Regions from separate parts of the Homo sapiens genome. Here region 2 is linked to region 1. Evidence: chromatin loops called from intact Hi-C (ENCODE). Cell type or tissue: adrenal gland. All regions are shown on one strand. Links, peaks and the distances in the headings refer to the core of each region. The heading gives the core; the rest is flanking DNA. Region 1 has its middle 29 kb from the start of MAT1A. Region 2 overlaps ANXA11 (annexin A11).

Region 1 (9,239 bases), core at 2,883-7,882:
TGACAGGGAATAGAAGGGGGCCCAGCAGTGGCTGTGGAGCCTGTGAGGGGCCTCGCAGAGACTCAGGGTTTGTCAGAGCCCATTCCCCACTGAGCCAGCTGCCCTCGGTAGAACCAACTCCAGGCAGCTCTAAGGGAAGTTGAGCTGGGTGTAGACATTTCTCCATAAGTCCTGTGCCCCCCACCATCTTCCTGTAATTTTTAAATTGTGTGATAGGCAGAGGTCGGTGGTGAGAGGCTCACTGAGCAGGACTGGAGAGGAGTAGAGAACGCAGGGGTGAGTTCAGTCAGAGGATGAGACAGGCAGAGAGAAGAGAGAGAAGGGATGAGAGAGGGAGGGGAAGGACAGAGAGAAGGAGAAAGACAAGGAGGATAGAGAGAGAGGGGTTGAAACAGTGAGAGAAAGAGAGAAGGGAGAGAGAGAGAAGGTGGAAGGTGAGGAGAGAGAGAGAGAGAGATGGAGATGGGAGGATGGAGTCATGGAGAGAAGTTGATTTGGGCCCAGGGGGAGAAAAGGAAAGCTGGAAGAGACAAAGACAGAAGGACCCACAGTGAGAACCAAGGGAGTTGGAGGGAGGGAGATGTCCAGAGAGCTGGCCAGTGATCCACACACGGAGGGAAAGGCAGAGAAAAAAAGACAGAGAAGAGAGGAATGAAGACAGGAAACAAGAGAGATGGAGAGGACTGAGACAGGGAGAGGAGGCTGGAGAGAATCACAGAGAAACAGCACAATAGAGGTAGGGAAAGAGTTGTTGAGGACAGGGTCACAGAGAGAAAGGAAGGACAAAGAGGGAGGCAGAGAGAAGCAGAGAAAGAGAAAGCAGGGAACAAAAGGGTGAGCCTGCAGGAGGTGGAGGGGGGCAGATGGCCTGGGTGAGGGGACAGCAAAGGCAGGTAGTCCTGGGACTCAGGAGCCATGGGAGTTCTTGCACTCCAAGGCTGTGACCTCCTTAAGGCCCAGCGCCATGAAAGCCCATCACATGGGGACACGCAGGCCTCCCTTGTGGCTGGGTTGCTGTGTGGAGCCTCTGGGTCTGTCCCTGAAGCAAGGACTTCCAGGGGAAAGGGCTGCCCTGTCTCAGGTTTGCCTCCTCTGTGGGGTGGGGATCCCAGCAGCCTCCCTCGCTGCCTGGTCCCTGCTGCATTTCCCATCCTGGCCAGCTAGGTGGCTGTCAAGTCCCATACCTGGGAACCAGGCTGAGACCCTTTGTCCAGCCTCATCTGTTCTCACCTGGCTCCAGATTCCAGCCACAGCTCTGGCAAACAGTCCACACATGCTGGCTGTCACCAGATCCACATACCCCGGGTGGATTCCTGCCCTGTTCCCACAGGACAGCCCTCAACCAATGGAGACAGGAACATGGAGTTAAATGCTTCTCCCTTTTTCACTGAGAGAGAGACATGCACAGTCTGATGCACTTTCTTTCCTTCTTTCTTTTTCTTTCTTTCTTTTTTTTTCTTAAGACAGTATCTCGCTCTGTCACCCAGGGTGGAGTGCAGTGGTGTGATCTCGGCTCACTGCCCCCTCCGCCTCCTGGGTTCAAGCAATTCTCCCACCTCAGCCTCCCGAGTAGCTGGGATTACAGGCACCCGCTACCATGCCCAGCTAATTTTTCTATTTTTAGTAGAGACGGGGTTTCACCGTATTGGTCAGGCTGGTCTCAGACTCCTGACCTCGGGTGATCTGCCTGCCTCAGCCTCCCAAGGTGCTGGAATTACAGGCGTGAGCCACCGCGCCTGGCCATGATGCACTTTCTAGATGCTGTCCTAGAGATCACACTGGGTTAAGCCTCAGTTGCCTTCAATGTGGTCATCTCTACAGTATACCCTTAGCTTTTTTCTCCTCCTTTACTTTCCCAGACCCTCACTCTGCTCCCTGGATTCACTTTTCGAAATAGTCCTCCTGCTGCAAAGTCCTGGGCACCTGCCCTACTTTCAGCATTGGAAGGGGGGCCCAGGCTAAGACCATGAGGCCCCACTGTGGGGGCCCACAGCCCCGTTCCTCCCTCTATTCCCACCACAGTTCCTCCCTCCTGTCCCTCAGTGCTTCCTCGCCTTTCCCTCCAGCCCACCGTGAGATCCCAGGGGACGGAGCAGCCCCTTCTCTGCCCCAGTGCAGGGCTTGGCCTTAGCACACGGTCAGTCTGTGCTGGGGTGAAGTGGTGAATGAGTGAGTGGTTGAGTGATAATGCATCATCAGATCTGTCTTTTCCACATGTCTCTATCTCCACCCAGAACCAGTTTTCTCATCCACAAATAGGCATATGAGGTTGGGTGCTCCTAAACCCTGCAAAATTCAGAGCTGGCACAGTTGGGAACTGACCTTCCTTGACCTCACCTCACTTTCTGTATCTATAAAATGGGGTACCTGCCTCTAAGAGTAAAAAGGAGGCCTGGCATAGGGAAAGAAATTCTCTCAGCTCGAGCACCCAGATCATCCATCTTGCTCTCAAATACCTAATACAGGGGACCATGTTTTCTGCTATAATTGGTATTGGAGCTGGTACCATTTATTAAAGGCAATTCAGTTATGAAGCTTCATTTATTAAAACAGTGTAGTAAATGTGTATGTATGGACAGACAGATAAATATAATAGAAGAGCAAGTCCAGATGTAGACAGAAATCCATACAGAAATAGAGAATGGGACAAAGGAAGCATCTCAATGCAGGGTGCTCAGACACCTGGCCAAACATCTGAAAACTAAAAGAATAAAATTGGCTGGGCACAGTGACTCACACCTTTAATTCCAGCACTTGGAGAGGCCGAGGCAGGTGGATTACCTGAGGTCAGGAGTTTGAGACCAGCCTGGCCAACATGGTGAAACCCCGTTTCTACTTCTAATTTATGAGTTTAATTAGTTCACATTGATAAGGATAACAGAAATATTTGGGCTTATTGCTGCCATCTTTTGTGTTATACATATACCCTTGGGATGGATATTCCCAAGGGTCATGGACTGTGCTGTGGACCACACACTACGCAAGGCCATGAGACAGAAGCCAGGCCTGGAGGGACCTTCACAAAGGACCTTTGGGCCTGCTGGAGTGCAACTATGGCAAGTGACCACAGCGGAGACACTGGCCACTAGCCATGTCTGCTCCCACCACAAAGCCTCATCCAGGTAACCCAGCATCACTCTTCTTGGGGCTGTGCCCACTGCCCTGGCTCTGTCTGCCCATGGCCCTGCAAACATCCACAGGACAAACAAGGAATCTGTATGAAATCCCTATCGGCATCCATCCTGGTCCTAGGAACAACAGGAGTGTAGAAGGAGGAGGATTAAGAGCCTCAGCTCATATGACCTGTGGAAGATAGGACAGGGCCAGCTGGCTCTTCCCTATAGGGCCCAGTAGCACACAGCTACTCGAGGACACATGTTAGGGATAAATATGAACCTGGGGGCCAGGCGCGGTGGCTCACACCTATAATCCTAGCATTCTGGGAGGCTGAAGCAGGTGGATCACCTGAGGTCAGGGGCTCAAGACCAGCCTGGCCAACATGGCAAAATCCTGTCTGTACTAAAAATACAAAAATTAGCTGGGCATGGTAGTGTGTGCCTGTAATCTCAGCTACTCAGGAGGCTGAGGCAGGAGAATCACTTGAATCCAGGAGGCGGAGGTTGCAGTGAGCCGAGATTGCGTCACTGCATTCCAGCTTGGGTGACAGAGCAAGACTCCATCTCAAAAAAAAAAAAAAAAATGAACCAGAGAAGGGAGCAGTGCACTAACGCAGAAACCCACTACTGAGCTGGAGGGAAGCAAGAGGCCAGCAGAGAGCTGATCTACACTTTGATGTGGCTTTGCTGCATCTGTCATGAGGCCTGCACCCACCTACAGGTCCACTGTAGTCAAGGTAGACAGGTCAGTCTTAAACAGAGCATTACAGCGCCCTGGGAGGTGGGAGTCTCTGCCACAGGCGGGACATGGGCTAGTGTCCTCAAGCAGAAAGGCTCTTCAAGGTGCCATGCAAAGGTTGGCATCCAATCCCACAACCCTCTCCCAAAAAGAGGAGCATTTTGGCCCCCCAAAAAACTGTTTCTGGGTCAGTGGAGCCTGATGGCAGCCATCCCTCTCTCTACCACCGGAGGAAGAGCCAGCCACCCTTTTCCTTCCTTCATCAAGGTAACCAGCCATTAGCATCCAAGCCAAGGGGCAGGGGAAATACAAAGAACGCATATTCACACAAAATTTCACTCCATGCTTAACCAGGCTCTGCTCCTTATTGATAACGGTGACCCTGCAATGGGCCTCAGTTCTTACGTCTGTAAAACAGGCATAAACAGCTAGCTCCCAGCTGACAGACACTGGTTGCAGGAACGGCATGGGATAAGCACTCATGTGCATTATCCTTTCCGCCTAAGAAAAGTACTCCCCAAAAGGCTGTGCACAGTGGCTCATGCCTGTAATCCCAGCACTTTGGGAGGCCGAGGCGGGCGGATCACCTGAAGTCAGGAGTTCGAAATCAGCCTGGACAACATGGCGAAACCCCATCTCCACTAAAAATACAAAAATTAGCCAGGCAAGGTGGCGGGGGGTGCCTGTAATCCCAGCTACTCGGAGGCTGAGACAGGAGAATTGCTTGAACCCGGGAGGTGGAGGTTGCAGTGAACCGAGATTGCGTCACTGAACTCCAGCCTGGGCAACAGAGCGAAACTCTGTTTCAAAAAAAAAACAAAAAAGGTCCCCCCGCCCCGAACAAAGGAGAAAGGCAGAGCAGTCCCTGAGACAAGATGGGGCGCAGGCACACCAAGGCCCCCGGAAACCTGGTCAGAGTGTCTGTCCCAACTGGCCTGCCCTGTTCAGAGAGATGGAAAGCTGGGGAGAGTCTTGATCTCTCGGGGGCTCTGAACGGCCTCCTGGTGAGGGATGGGGGTCCCTGAGCCCTGAGGCTTATTATCCCCCATGGGAACACACAGAACTCCCTGGAACCCCCTCCTCTGTCCACAGGGAATGCGCGAGCCACCTCTGCCCTCTACTGGCTGAATTAAAAACTGCAGCCAATTGAAGGATGGGCAAATAAATGTCACACATCACTCTCCCTGTTCATTCATTCCTCATTCACGGAGAGCTGCTTTGTATCAGGTGCCAAGATAGGACGGGAGGCATAATTTTAATTCTCTGTGTCTCCAAGGCTGTATCTGCATGAATTCTCCTGTACTTCCCCTGCTTCCCAAAGGCCTGGTCTGACAGGAACAGTCTTCATCTTTTTTCAGGGCTGTTCTAACTGTCTCATCCTCATTTGTCCACAGAGGCCAGCTCAGTTCTGTGCCCCTGGAGAAGGCTGATGTGAAGCACTATCCATTGCTGAGCACTTGCTAGGTCCTAGGCACTAGCTAGACCCTTTCTGTCTACCATATCCCTCCCAAGCTCACTGCAAGGCACGGTCCATCTTCATTCCCTTGTAACAGCTAGGGAAACTGGGGCTCAGTGAGGTTCCACAGCTTTTCAGAAGTCGCATGGCCTGAAGATTCTAGAGCCTGCTTCAAACCTTGTTCCCCCTGACCCCAGAATCTCTGTTCAGGTTTCCCTGAAGATGCCAGAGTGTGTTCGGTCCACAATGACCACAGTTACGGACCAGGCCCAGCCTGGTCAGGCTCACCTGGCCTTTCACACTGCAAGGTGGACCTGGTCTGAACCTCAGGTCCTAGGACTGCTCACTATATCACCCTGAGGATCCAGCCTTGCTTTTTACCTATAAGGTGTGCATATCTATCCCTGGGCAGGCTTGATCCTGGCTCAGCATGGCATCCCAACCCCTAGTCCTCAAGCTGCAGACACCCCAGCGCTTCGCCCAGGCTGCCCTGAGGCCTTTAGCACACGCATTGTACAGATGGTGATGACACTGGGGCAGGCTTTTTACCCCAAATGAAGAATCTGAGGGCCCAGTAAGCCAGATGCGCTGGTGAAGAGGAATCCCAGCCTGTACCAACCTCTCATTGCCTTGAACAGCTAAGCTCAGTCCAGCTCTGGCCAGGACCCTTACAGCCAGGGGGCAGCAGCCCTGCTGGGCCCAGACCAGGAGCCACCTACCCTTTAGAATGTCAGCACAGTCAAACCATTCTTTTACATTTATGGAGACTGACAACTAGCCTCCACTGTTGTCTTATCACTGAGCAACACAGAAGCATTGGCAGAGAGGAAGTGTTCTGATATTTCAAATGTTTCTGGTGGTCGAAATGCTCCCAGATAATAGCATAGTTTTGGAAATAATGGACTACATCATAAAATTAAAATTAACTCCTTCTGTTTTCTAGAACTTATAATGAGAATAATTTAAATAACCATTATTTACCAAATTTTATTCATATATGTATAATACTATTGATGTATCATTTGAGGAAAAGTAAAGCACATATAAAAGAGGCTTTTAAATTAAAAACAAATATAAGGGACTTTTAAAAGTTTGTGGGAAAATGAAATTAAAAGACAAGAATAAAAAATATAAACTTTATTTCTCTCAAGTTCTATCAAGGTCAAGACACTTTTGTAAGTGATGATATCGTCCATTTTGTCCATCTCCAAAGAACTGAGGATCCTGGGAATTTAACCATGTCAAGGCAGTCTTTTTTACATTATTAAATGGAGAAAAACGGGTCTCCTTTAAATAATTTCTTAAGATTAGGAAACAAAAAGAAGTCATAAGGAGCCAAATCAGGACTGTAAGGTGGATACCTAGTGATTTCCCATTGAAACTCGCAAAATTGACCTTGTTTGATGAGAGGAATGAGCAGGATCATTGTCATGATAGAGAACTCTCTGGTGGAGCTTTCTTGGGCATTTTTCTCCTAAAGCTGTGATTCTCTCAAAACACTCGTAATAAGCATATGTCACTGTTCTTTGGCCTTCCAGAAAGTCAACAAGCAAAATGCCTTGAGCATCACTGAAAATTGTTGCCCTGACCTTTGCTCTTCACCTGTCTGCTTTTGCTGTGACTAGGTCACCTCTGCTTCTTGGTAGCCATTGCTCTGATTGTGCTTTGTCTTCAGCATTGTACTGGGAAAGCCAAGTTCCATCTCCTGTTACAATTCTTTGAAGAAATGCTTCAGGATCTTAATCCCACTTGTTTAAAATTTTCATCTAAATCTCCCCTCCTGTCTGCAGTTGATCTGTCCATGGTGTTGGGTCTTTTTCTGCTGTTCATCATTGATCCTCTTCAATTATGGCATGAAGAAGATGAATATTTTTCCTTACAAATTGATATGGATGGTCTACCGCTGTGGACTTCATCTTCCACATAATCTTGTGGTTTTTTTTTGTTGTTGTTTTTTTTTTGAGATGGAGTCTTGCTCTGTCACCCAGACTGGAGTGCAGTGACATGATCTCAGCTCACTGCAACCTCTGCTTCACGGGTTCAAGTGATTCTCCTACCTCAGCCTCCCAAGTTGCTGGGATTACAGGTGCATGCCACCATACCCAGCTAATTGTTGTATTTTTAGAAGAGATGAGGTTTCACCATGTTGGCCAGGCTGGTCTCAAATCTCTTCCTTTCTTAAAATGTGTTTTCCATTTGTGAACTGCTGATTTTTTTGGGGGGGGGGATGTTGTCCCCATAAACTTTTGGTAAAGCATCCATGACTTCACCATTCTTCCACCCAAGCTTCACCATGAATTTAATGTTTGTTTTTACTTCAATTTTCACAGAATTCATGTTGCTCTGGTAGGTGCTCTTATCAAGCCAATCTCTGATCCTTCTCAGTGCCTCAAACTAGACCCTATTCAGAAATATTATAACAAGTTAGTGTGAGTTTATTTTGGTGTAAAAAAAATTTGAAGTCCATGCACAGTTTTTTCATAATACACATTTTCCATGAACTTTTTGAAGCCCCCTCATAAATAATTCAAAAATACATTTGGGAAAATTTGAGAAATTATGTAGGGCCTGGTGGTAATTGGGCATTTGGACTGGCAGGATCATGTGGTGGCTCAATGAGAAGCCAGAAAGCAACTCTTTCCCATTTTCTGGGTGGGGGCTCCAGCCCCTGAGTGGGGATAAGGAGGAAAGCAGCCCTTCATGGAAGCTGGCTCAGGAGTTCACCCAGGCTTCCTGGAGAAGGGGACAGAAGAGGATGTCTCCTTCCCATGAACTCCACATTTGAGTTCACTGGAAACATAGGCTCTGGGAATGGAGGGGAAGAGGGCAGAGGAAAGGCTGGCAGCTGAGGTGGGGTATAAAGGGAGGGGAGTGTCAGAGGAGGCTGCGTCCACGCCTGGAGGTCAGAGGGCAAATGCCCCCAATCACGCTCCATCTGGGTTATCAGCTGCTTGAGGATCCATGTCCAGAAACTCGGGGAATCACTGTGTCCGTTTTCCTTGCCTCGGGACTGTGCCTCTTGTCTGGAGATGATGAGGTTTCTTTCAGCCTCCCATGCTCTCCACCAATGATCATGAGTTTCCATTCGAGACACAGAATCTGGCTTTGAGAATAAGAAACAGTTCCCTCCAGCTTTTCTTCAAGAGCCTCAAGTCACCTTCTGTAACTCCAGATCACAAGCTGGACCCATCCAGGGCAGCAGGCACTCCTGGGCTTTGACCTCCTCTGTCTCGAGGTGAAACTCGGTGAGGGTTTTACATTCCACTGAACTACTGCTGGACTGCAGTGGCACGTCCCTGATCTCTGCACAGAATGTCTTTCATCCCCTGGTTAAACAAGTCTGTCAAAAACAAGAGAACTTTCACCACACGCATACCATGACACCCTCACCACCTCCCAGGGTGATCCAGGCCGAGCAAAACTTGTGCTCACCTGCTTCTGCCTCAAGCTCCATGGAGTCTGCTGGGTTCACCAATAAAGCAGCTCACGCGAGGCTGAAGGTCCTCCCCCATTTCCCAGGCTGCTGCAGAGCTTCTTGCAGCCACCATGGCCAGCTGGGCCGAAACACTGAGACCACTGACCACGGTCTGCCCAGAACCACACCCGTGCCTGGCAACAGGGCAGACTATCACTGGAGAGGCGTGGGGGCACAGCGACAATAGAATCACACCCTCCACCCTGCCCTCTGCTGAACCCCCTCCTGTGGCCCCAGAGCACTCTCCCCATCCTGAGCGCTCCCTGTTCTCTCTGCCTGGAAGGCTTCCTCCGGCTGCTGGCGTGGAGCACATATGTCCACACAAAATAACTGCACTCCTTACCGCAGGCCCCAGGGGTCCGGGGCGGGCCTGGGGCGGCTTGGTTCTCAGTGGAAGGAGGGAAGGAATGCCGCGGAAGGAAGGAACAGGTGAGTGAGTGAGTGAGTGAGTGA
Region 2 (9,239 bases), core at 2,379-7,378, 61 kb before region 1:
TCTTCAGATGGTGACAATGTCCCCAGTCAGCCGCATGCAACTGGAAGTTCAAGGACCTGCAGCTCACTCTGGAGGAGAAAACACCTTCACTTGGGAATGGGCTGACCCTTCTGCAGCTGGCATCCTAAGCTGTGTCAAGCAGTCTGGAGCCAAGAGTCACTCACACTGGGCCACTGAGGAACAGCATGAAAACAGAAGGTACCTCAGGGACATGCATGATGGAGAGAAGCACAAAAAATGCATGTCCTTAGCCCAGCCCAGCTCAGCACTTTCCCTTTTCAGGACACCTCTGCTTAGGTGGTCCCTCTAGCTGGTCTGACCTCCTGTCTCCTGGCCTTCCCTGAGTCCAGATGAAGTTCCACCTTGTATTAGTCCATTTTCACACTGCTGATAAAGACATAACCAAGACTGGGCAATTTACAAAAGAAAGAGGTTTAATGGACTCACAGTTCCACGTGGCTGGGGAGGCCTCACAATCATGGCTGAAGGTGAAAGGCACGTCTCACATGGCAGCAGACAAGAGAAGAGAGTTTGTGCAGGGAAATTTCCCTTTATAAAAGCATCAGATCTTGTGAGACTTATTCACTATCACGAGAATAGCACAGGAAAGACCTGCCCCATTCAGTTACCTCCCACCAAGTCTCTTCTACAACACGAGGGAATTCGAGATTTGGGTGGGGACACAGCCAAACCATACCATATCTCTTTCAGGAAGCCCACCCTGATCTCCTATCCACAATGCTCACTCTTCTTGGAACTCTCACAGCACTTGTCCTAAAATGTTTTCCATGTTCTCTAATGTTCTAATAAGCTCTCCTTTTTCTAACTCCTAGGATAGATACATATATTACATCCCTATATATTACCTCATTAACCTCCACAATGCTCCTATTGGATAGGTATTATCATCCTCATTTTATAAGCAAGGGAACGAAGGCTGAGCTGACTCTTGACATGCAAAGGTCACACACCCAAGTGCCAGAGCCAGACACTTTTTTTCTAGGCCTCCCCATGAGAGCATCAGTGCTACAGGCTGTAGGACAGGCCTCTCTTCCTGTCCCCCACCACCACCTGCCACAGGGCTGGCACTGTGAGGCCCTTGACACATACTGAATACTGGCAGGAACCCCGGTGGACTCTGACTCATTTCTTTCACTCTCTGGGTGGCACCTGTTTCGGTAGCCTCTATTACGTAGGCCCCAGGAATTCTGGGGGCAGGGAGGACACATCTAGGACATTCCCCTCTCTCCCCCACCTCAAGGCAGGACCTTAAGTGATGTGAGTGGGAGTATGAACATCTCCAGCTCTACTGAGAAGGGGGTGGGGGCCCTGGGCGTGCACTCCAGAGCCCCAATGTCCTGCCCTTGCTGGTCACAGGTGCCATTAAGTCACCGAAGCCAGCCAGCCAGCCTCAGGGCAGCACTCCACCAACCCTGACCATATTTTCCCAGGCACTAAACAAAAAGCCTACACAGGTGCTGTTAAGCATTCAACTCCCCACCCACATGCCAGGAACTAAAATAGCTGTAGCGTATGTTAATCATTAGCCAGGCTGCACCTCAGACCTCCCCTCTGAGGGCTGGCACCTGGGGCAGCTCAGCCTGGAGAAACTCCAGACAAGGCAGGCTGGGAGAGTGGCAGCGTCCGGAGCCTCACCAAGGGGCTGAACTTGAGCAAGCAGGTTCTGAAAGACACTTCTTCAAGATAAAGTCAATTCCCAGTGCACTAGCATTTGGATTACATAAGAATCCTAAAATACTGGAGCTGGAAAGGGCCTTCATGAAATCATTTCATTCAACCTGTTTATTTTATTTGAGGTGGGAGCTGAGACCCAGAGAGCAGAAAGACTCTGCCTGAGGTCTCAGAGCTGGCTGGGGGCAGGACAATGACTAGAACCACATCTCTGGATTTCCAGGCCAGTGCATTATGAACCAGGCTGGTCCCCAACCACTCAACGTATTTCTGGGCTCCATCACACCTTCTCAGGCTGGAGAATGGACTTGAGAAATACAAAGGTTAAACCCCGGAAAGAGAAGAAAGTTACTACTGCCTCCCAAATAATGTCCCATATAATCAAGCCACTCAGAAAAGTACCAGCCACTCCATAGGAGCCTTATGACCCTGTTTCTCTCCAGATCCCCTCCCTATGTGTGATGACAACAGAGAATGGGGGTTGGCAACCACTGCTCTGATCTCTCAAGGATATTACCAGCCACGGAGACCGAACATCACCCCCACCTCAGTTCAGGGTTCAAATAGCCTCTGCCCTCAAACTCTCCTAGAAACAGTCACCTAGGTGTCATATTTGGGGTTGAAGAAGGGAAGTTGGGAGGAGGTAGCACAAAAAAATAACCCCTGGCCGGGCGCGGTGGCTCACACCTGTAATCCCAGCATTTTGGGAGGCCGAGGCGGGAGGATCACGAGGTCAGGAGATCGAGACCATCCTGGCTAACATGGTGAAACCCCGTCTCTACTAAAAATACAAAAAAAATTAGCAAAGCGCAGTGGCGGGCGCCTGTAGTCCCAGCTACTTGTGAGTCTGAGGCAGGAGAATGGCGTGAACCCAGGAGGCAGAGCTTGCAGTGAGCCGAGATCATGCCACTGCACTCCAGCCTGGGCGACAGAGTGAGACTCCGTCTCAAAAAAAAAAAAATAACCCCTATCCCACTGGGTCTTGGAGGGGGCCCCTCGATCCCATGGGGTCTGGAAGATCTGGTGGTGGCTGCAGCAATGGAGTATGCGGATGCCAGACCTGACGGCTGGGAGCAGCAGATGACTCTCGGGGCATCAGCAAAGCCACAGCAGCTTGCCAGCTTGTGCACCAGCCCACAGGAACAGAAGCTGCCTTGCTTGCACTGCCTGCGGGCTTGCCACTGTCATGAGAAACCATTCCCACTTCCTAACCTGAGGAACACAGGCTTAGCCAACAGCAAGACTGATAAGCATAGTAGTAGTTTCAAATTCAGGAGAGCAGTGGGTGGTGTTCCAGAAACTTCTGATTGTCCTCCTCAACCATCTGTTCTCTCTTGCTTTAGTAACAGAACACACCATAGCCTGGCACACAGCAGCCCCCACTAAGGACTGCTTTCCAGACCCCTAGCAGCTAGGAGGGCCTGCCATGGGGATGTGAAAGTGAGCTGTCTTGGGCCATGCAGTTAAGGGAGGCACCTAGACGGTGCTACCCAACATGTGGCCCGGCGGCATTATACAATATGGGAGCCTGTAAGCAATTAACGTGCTCAGGTCCCATCACAGACCTCCTAAATTAGAATGATTCAGGGTGCAGTCCAAGAATCTATGCTTTAACAAGCCTTCCAGATTGTTCTTATACATGCTCAAGTTTGAAAACCACAGCCCTTGAGAATGCTAGGGACAACAGTCCATAAGGAGCCTGGTGCCAAGACAATCTCATGGAACACACACTTAACCTCGACCCTGATTTTTCAAGAAAGAGTGAGAGAGTGAGTGAGAGAGAGAGAGAGAGAGAGACGGGGCTCCTCTCTTCATTCACAACCAAACCTGAAACGTAATACAGGTGGCGTGGGGAAGATGACGATGAGAAACTTAACCCAACAGCAAAAATCAGGAAAGGAATGCATGCAAGTATAATAAGTAATAAGCAAGATGCAAAGAATAAAATCAAGTATATCTGGTATGTCAACAGTCAGAATTCCTCTACCAAAGACAGAAACCATGCAATTAGGTTTGTTGCTGTTATCATTGCCTTCTGTCAACCTCCATCCACCCTCAACCACGTTCTGATTATAAGAGAAACAAATTTTATTTACGAAGATTCCATCTTCAAGATAAACTTTTTTTTTTTTTTTTTTTGAGACCAAGTCTTGATCTGTCGTCCAGGCTGGAGTGCAGTGGCACGATCTCGGCTCCACTGCAAGCTCCGCCTCCCGGGTTCATGCCATTCTCCTGCCTCAGCCTCCCGAGTAGCTGGGACTATAGGCGCCCGCTACCACGCCTGGATAATTTTTTATATTTTTAGTAGAGGCGGGATTTCACCGTGTTAGCCAGGATGGTCTCTATCTCCTGACCTCGTGATCTGCCCGCCTCGGCCTCCTAAAGTGCTGGGATTACAGGCGTGAGCTACCGCGCCCAGCCAAGATAAACTTTTTTAAGTGAGAAAGAAATATTTAAAACTAAGGGTTGGGCAAAGACATACCAAATAAATGCAAAGAAAAACAGAGGTGGAAATATTAATAGTAAAAATAGGCTGGGCACAGTGGTTGGCTGGGTGCAGTGGCTCATGTCCGTAATCCCAGCACTTTGGGAAGCTGAGGTGGGCAGATTACTTGAGCCCAGGAGTTTGAGACCAGCCTGGGCAACATGGCAAAACCCCATCTCTACCAAAAATACAAAAATTAGTCTGGTCTCAAAATAAATAAAAATGAAAAAATATGTAAAATTTAAAAACATATATGTTGAAGACTTTTCGATAATCCTGCCTTAGCAAGCCAAGGGGTTTTTCCAGCCATTTCTCTCTGGCATTTGCCTTTATCTGTAAACACAGTACTTGGAGAACTACTCACTAGGATCTCAGGGTACAACAAGGCATAGCCTAGTCCAGCCCGCTGAGACAGTTTATGTGGCTTAAAACACAAGCACAGAGATGAGCTTATGACTTGGGGCCCGCGTCTTTCTGACTTCTGGCCCTGAGAAGTGTTTGTACTGGCTACTCTGTCAAAAACTCATCTTGCTGTCTGGAATGAGGAAGGAAATGCGTAAATGAGAGGCAGAGCAGTCCGCTTCTTGGACCTACAGGAAGGGGCAGGAATTGCAAAGTGAGAGAAGAGGTTCCCAGGCAACGTCCCAGGAGTTTGCACGCAAATCTCATTTTATCCACCCCTCCTAAAAATCTGGCTATCATGGGAACCATTAGGACAGCCAAGGACAGGGAGCTCATGGTCATCAGTGAGACCTGATTACTAACCGCTCCATGTGAGCCTGAACAGAAGCTAAAGGGGCATGGCTTGAATGTCCTCTGATGCCTGCATTTAAATTTCTGAGCCTTTCACTTATTATCTTATAAAATGCACTTATTTATTAATTTTAAGACTGTAAAGAAAAGAGATTCTCCCAGATCCTTGGCCATGTATTCTCCTAAAACACAGACAATATGGAATTTAAGACCAAAGACCAAAGGCATTAAATAACCAGCAAATGACAGGTAGGAAGATCAGCTTGATAAGCCTATATACATGAAACACGAAAGCCAAACTCAAAAGGCTAGAACTCCCACAAATATAAGTAGAGCTGGACTTTAAAAAACTACAGTGAGAGTTTTTGTTATACCTCTCAGAATCTGACAGCCAGGCAAGCAGGGATATAAGGGTAACTGAAGTTAAGAGATCTATCTAAAGTCAGCGTCCCGCAGAGGACCTATTTTCTCCTTTCACGCCCATGAAACATGTTAATATTTATCATGCAGTTGGCCACAAAGAAAATTTAATACCAGCCAGGTGCAGTGGTTCACTCCTGTAATCCCAGCACTTTGGGAGGCTGAGGCGGGGCGGGGGGATTGCTTGAGGCCAGGGCTTTGAGACCAACCTGGGCAACATGCTTCATTCACTCATTCATTCATTCATGAGAATGAATCCACTTTGTGAAAGAAGCAAACCCTTGCAGGTACCTAGGTCTGCCTGAGCACGGAGCGCCGTGGGGAGGGATGTCAGTGGCAGGCCATCCACATGTTCCCTTCTGGGATTGGAAAGGGAGCAGGAGGGTAAATCGAGGCAACAGAATCAAACACTCCCTCAACGACGTCCTCTTCGCCTTCAAAGCCAACATTTCAGAGCCTGTCTATCATCAGATCCTCACGTCCTGCTACTCCTCACCCATTCACTCCAACCTCGCTTCTGCTCACATCATCCCACCAAAGCAGTGAAGGCAGCCACATCTCCTCCATATCACTCACCACAGCCGCGATGCCAAGCTGACCACTCCATCCCACGAAGCAGACTCACCCTGGCCCCTGGGATACAACTCTGTCCTGGCTTTCTGGGCCCCTCTCAGGTCGCTCTTTTTCTGGGTCCTTTATAGGCTCATCTTCCTTTACTCAGCTGTTCGAGGTGAGTTCTTCAATCTCGCTGTGCCCATGACTTCAAATACAAACACAACCTAGACAAATGTCTGTCTAGCCAAGACGCCTCCTGAGCCCCAGACCCACCAGCTTATTTGGTATCTCAAAGACACCTCAAACACAACATGTCCAAAACCAAATACATGATCTTCTTCATCCTCCAAACCTGGTCCTCATCCAGTGTCCCATGTCTCAGGGACACCAGGTGGATGACTCTAGGGTGAGTGGGGGCGGTCTCTCCTTTTAAGCACACCACGCAGGGCGAGGCCAACAGTGGGTTCTCAGTAATAAGCAGTTCTACAGGAACATGCCTTGTCACCTACTTCCTAAAAATAGCCGTGACCTTTTTAGTGGACACAGCAAGCTCACATCTGTTATCACCACTCCTTCCCCACTGTCACACGCACCCTTTCCCCCAGTGGTGCCACTCCCCAGGCTGGATATGCCATATGCTCCCTAGCCTCCCTGTGAGCAGCCTCCACATTTCTCTTCTCTGCCCTCACTCAGATTTCCCCCATCTCATGTCCTCCAAGTCAGCCATCCCCAAGTGTGAGGGGCAGGGGACACCTGACTTCCTTCTCAATTTCCTTTCCTTCTTTTCTGCTAAGGCGGAGCCTAAGCCCCTGGAAAGCTAGAGATCCCAGAACCAGGCTTTGACCACCGCACACTCCACCCTCTGCTTCACAGCTCCTGGCAGTCACACACCCACGGTATCAACATTGTCATCACCACCCGCTAACTGATCTCAAACCCCTTTGCAAACATCTTCTCATCTGATTCTCCATTCCAGGCAGGCATTTTATCATCCAGAACTGTTCTGTGGGGGGGAAGCGGGGGGTCTCTGTGTGGCTGGGTGGCTTGTCCTAGGATACCTAGCACAGAGAACTCTGTCCCCCAATTTCTTAGTTGCCCCCACCCATTCCTTCCTCACATCAGCATGGGCAAGGCCAGCTGTGGTTTGGGTCACTGTTCAGGCTGTACTTTTAGGATCCTCCCAAATAGCAAACAACTATGTGACTATCAGGTCTTTATTTCATGGGTTATAGGAGATAGGGTCAGTAAGCCTAATGTGTAACAGTTTCAGTGGTTATTACAGAGTTCCATTGAATTGCAACAACTCCCTTTAAAAGCACAAACTCCCACCAAGAAAATCTCAGTTTCTTCATTAATCCTAAGAGCTTTCCTATCTAGGTATCACTCAAAATTCCTACTATTCTGGGGGCAATGGGATCAGAGGGTGTTGCAGAGAAAAATCCAGAGAAAGTGAAAAGTCTACTTCCTTGGCAGTGCTGGTGAAGCATACCCTTACACAGACGCTTCCCCATGGGAACAAGTGCCAGGAACTGCTTCAGGCTTACGGGGGAAAACAGTGGCTAAGAAGAGAGAGGAGGCCGGGCACGGTGACTCATGCCTGTAATCCCAGCACTTTGGGAGACTGAGGCAGGCAGATCACCTGAGGTCAGGAGTTCAAGACCAGCCTGGCCAACATGGTGAAGCCCCGTCTCTACTAAAAATACAAAAATTAGCCGGGCATGGTGGTGCATGCCTGTAATCCCAGCTACTCGGGAGGCCAAGGGAGGAGAATCATTTAAACCCAGGGAGCGGAGGTTGCAGTGAGCCAAGATTGCATCACTGCACTCCAGCCTGGGTGACAGGGCGAAATCTGTCTCAAAAAAAAAAAAAAAAAAAAAGACAGCAGAAGAAGAGGGGTGAATCCAGGAGGAAGGAGGGGGTGCACCAGAAAGGTCCCAGGACCTCTGATGTTCCAGCATTCAGCATGCATTTTGGTTCCACATTCAGCTCCTGCCCACACCAGTTTCTTTTCTCTATTCTACAATTTCCAAGAAGAACCCACACTAACCTATTCTGTCTCAACTCCCACTCCTGTCATCCCAAGCCACACATCACCTCCCCAATCACGTGAACTAGGCATCACTAATCGATCCTGGCCTTCTAGACACATCCACCCAGGGTGGGCCCTTTCTATAGTATCATGCATAAAGGCGTCAGGTGAGGCTTCCACTCCCACCTCTTAGTCCCAATTCATCTCCATCTCACCCTCCCCACGTTTCTCTATCCAAACCCAGCCTTCAAGGTCCTATATTTTAACCACAGGGAAACCACTTCCCTGTGCTGTCTCTGTTGTTCAACTAACGACAACTAATTTTCTGAGCACCTACATTAGGCAAGGCCCATCCTGAGTGCTGCCACCAAGAGGTAAGTCAGAAACAGCCCCCACCCTCCAGAGTCAGAGGACAGGGCAGCGATAAGCCACACCGCCACACAAATACTATGCAAGGCGAGAGATGAGAACCGAGTCAGTGCCAGAAGGGCTGAGTGAGCTCAGAGCATATCCCGTCCCTCCTGCTGGGAGCAGGCACCCGGATGGCTCCCAGGAGGGTGGAGAATGCTAGGCCAGACAGGGGAGGGAGGGCATTCCAGTAAGACAGAGAGCATGAGCTTAGCATGAGCTAAGCCAGAAAGACGGTTCAGGAGAAGTGCATTTCAACTTTAGCTGAACCTTCCACTGCTACTATTTATTGACCCTTACACCTGATTATTTATGACCCAGGCCTGCCTCACACACTTTATGGCTAATGTGGGTGACACCCATCTGGGATACACAAGTGTGGTGCAGCAGTCACCACCTGTTCTGACTGGTCCGTACCTGAGCTCTGTATTGTTATTAAATAAATGAATGCACTGAATCTCACAAGCCTGTGAGGCAGGGATTACTATTACCCCCATTTTACAGATGAAAAACCAAAGCACAGACAATAGTCAAAGAAAAGATAGCAAGGTATGCAGGAGCCTGAAGTAGTGGGCACCCAATGCCAGGGCAACAAACTGCCCTGGCACCTCACCTGGCCTCTCTTATCAGGGAACACCTTGCAGCACAAAGAATGCCTTGAGGAAAGGGGCCCTGTTAATCCCCTGGAATCCCCAACAATTGACTGCCGCATAAAAGGAATGAGGAAAGCAATGAGAGCCAGTGAAGGGTGAGCATACCAGGCCCTGCCCTGCAAACCTAGTCCCTGTTGCGTGGGCAGGGCAGGGCAGGGCAGGGCAGGGGCTCGGCCTCACAGCTCCACTCCATGCCCAGCGCAGAGAACAGAGGGGAGAGCTACCACAAACGCCGAATCTCTAC

Evidence for each region. A loop is a pair of places that touch in the nucleus more often than their neighbours do. Peaks named below come from ENCODE experiments on the same cell type or tissue, not always from the same donor. Only the 100,000 strongest peaks of a DNase experiment are listed, where the experiment ranks them.
Region 2: it touches region 1 in a loop (4-fold over the local background); 1 of 110 quality-filtered maps calls a loop at or near these places.

What each region holds. Positions count from the first base shown.
Region 1 is chr10:80,255,858-80,265,096 of GRCh38, forward strand. No RefSeq gene overlaps it. Among named protein-coding and RNA genes, the nearest start is that of MAT1A, 29 kb to the right of the region's middle. RefSeq lists enhancers at 495-995, 996-1,496, 8,437-8,968, 8,969-9,239 and a silencer at 3,656-3,950. In adrenal gland, for the core only: a CTCF peak has its summit at 4,991 (motif pointing left); no DNase peak of the experiment used is centred there.
Region 2 is chr10:80,195,284-80,204,522 of GRCh38, forward strand. The region is part of intron 1 of ANXA11 (annexin A11); the gene reads right to left. Among named protein-coding and RNA genes, the nearest start is that of ANXA11, 5.6 kb to the right of the region's middle. RefSeq lists enhancers at 1-429, 478-1,677, 7,943-8,032, 8,533-8,612. In adrenal gland, for the core only: a CTCF peak has its summit at 4,750; no DNase peak of the experiment used is centred there; H3K4me3 peaks cover 720 bases; H3K27ac peaks cover 4,240 bases.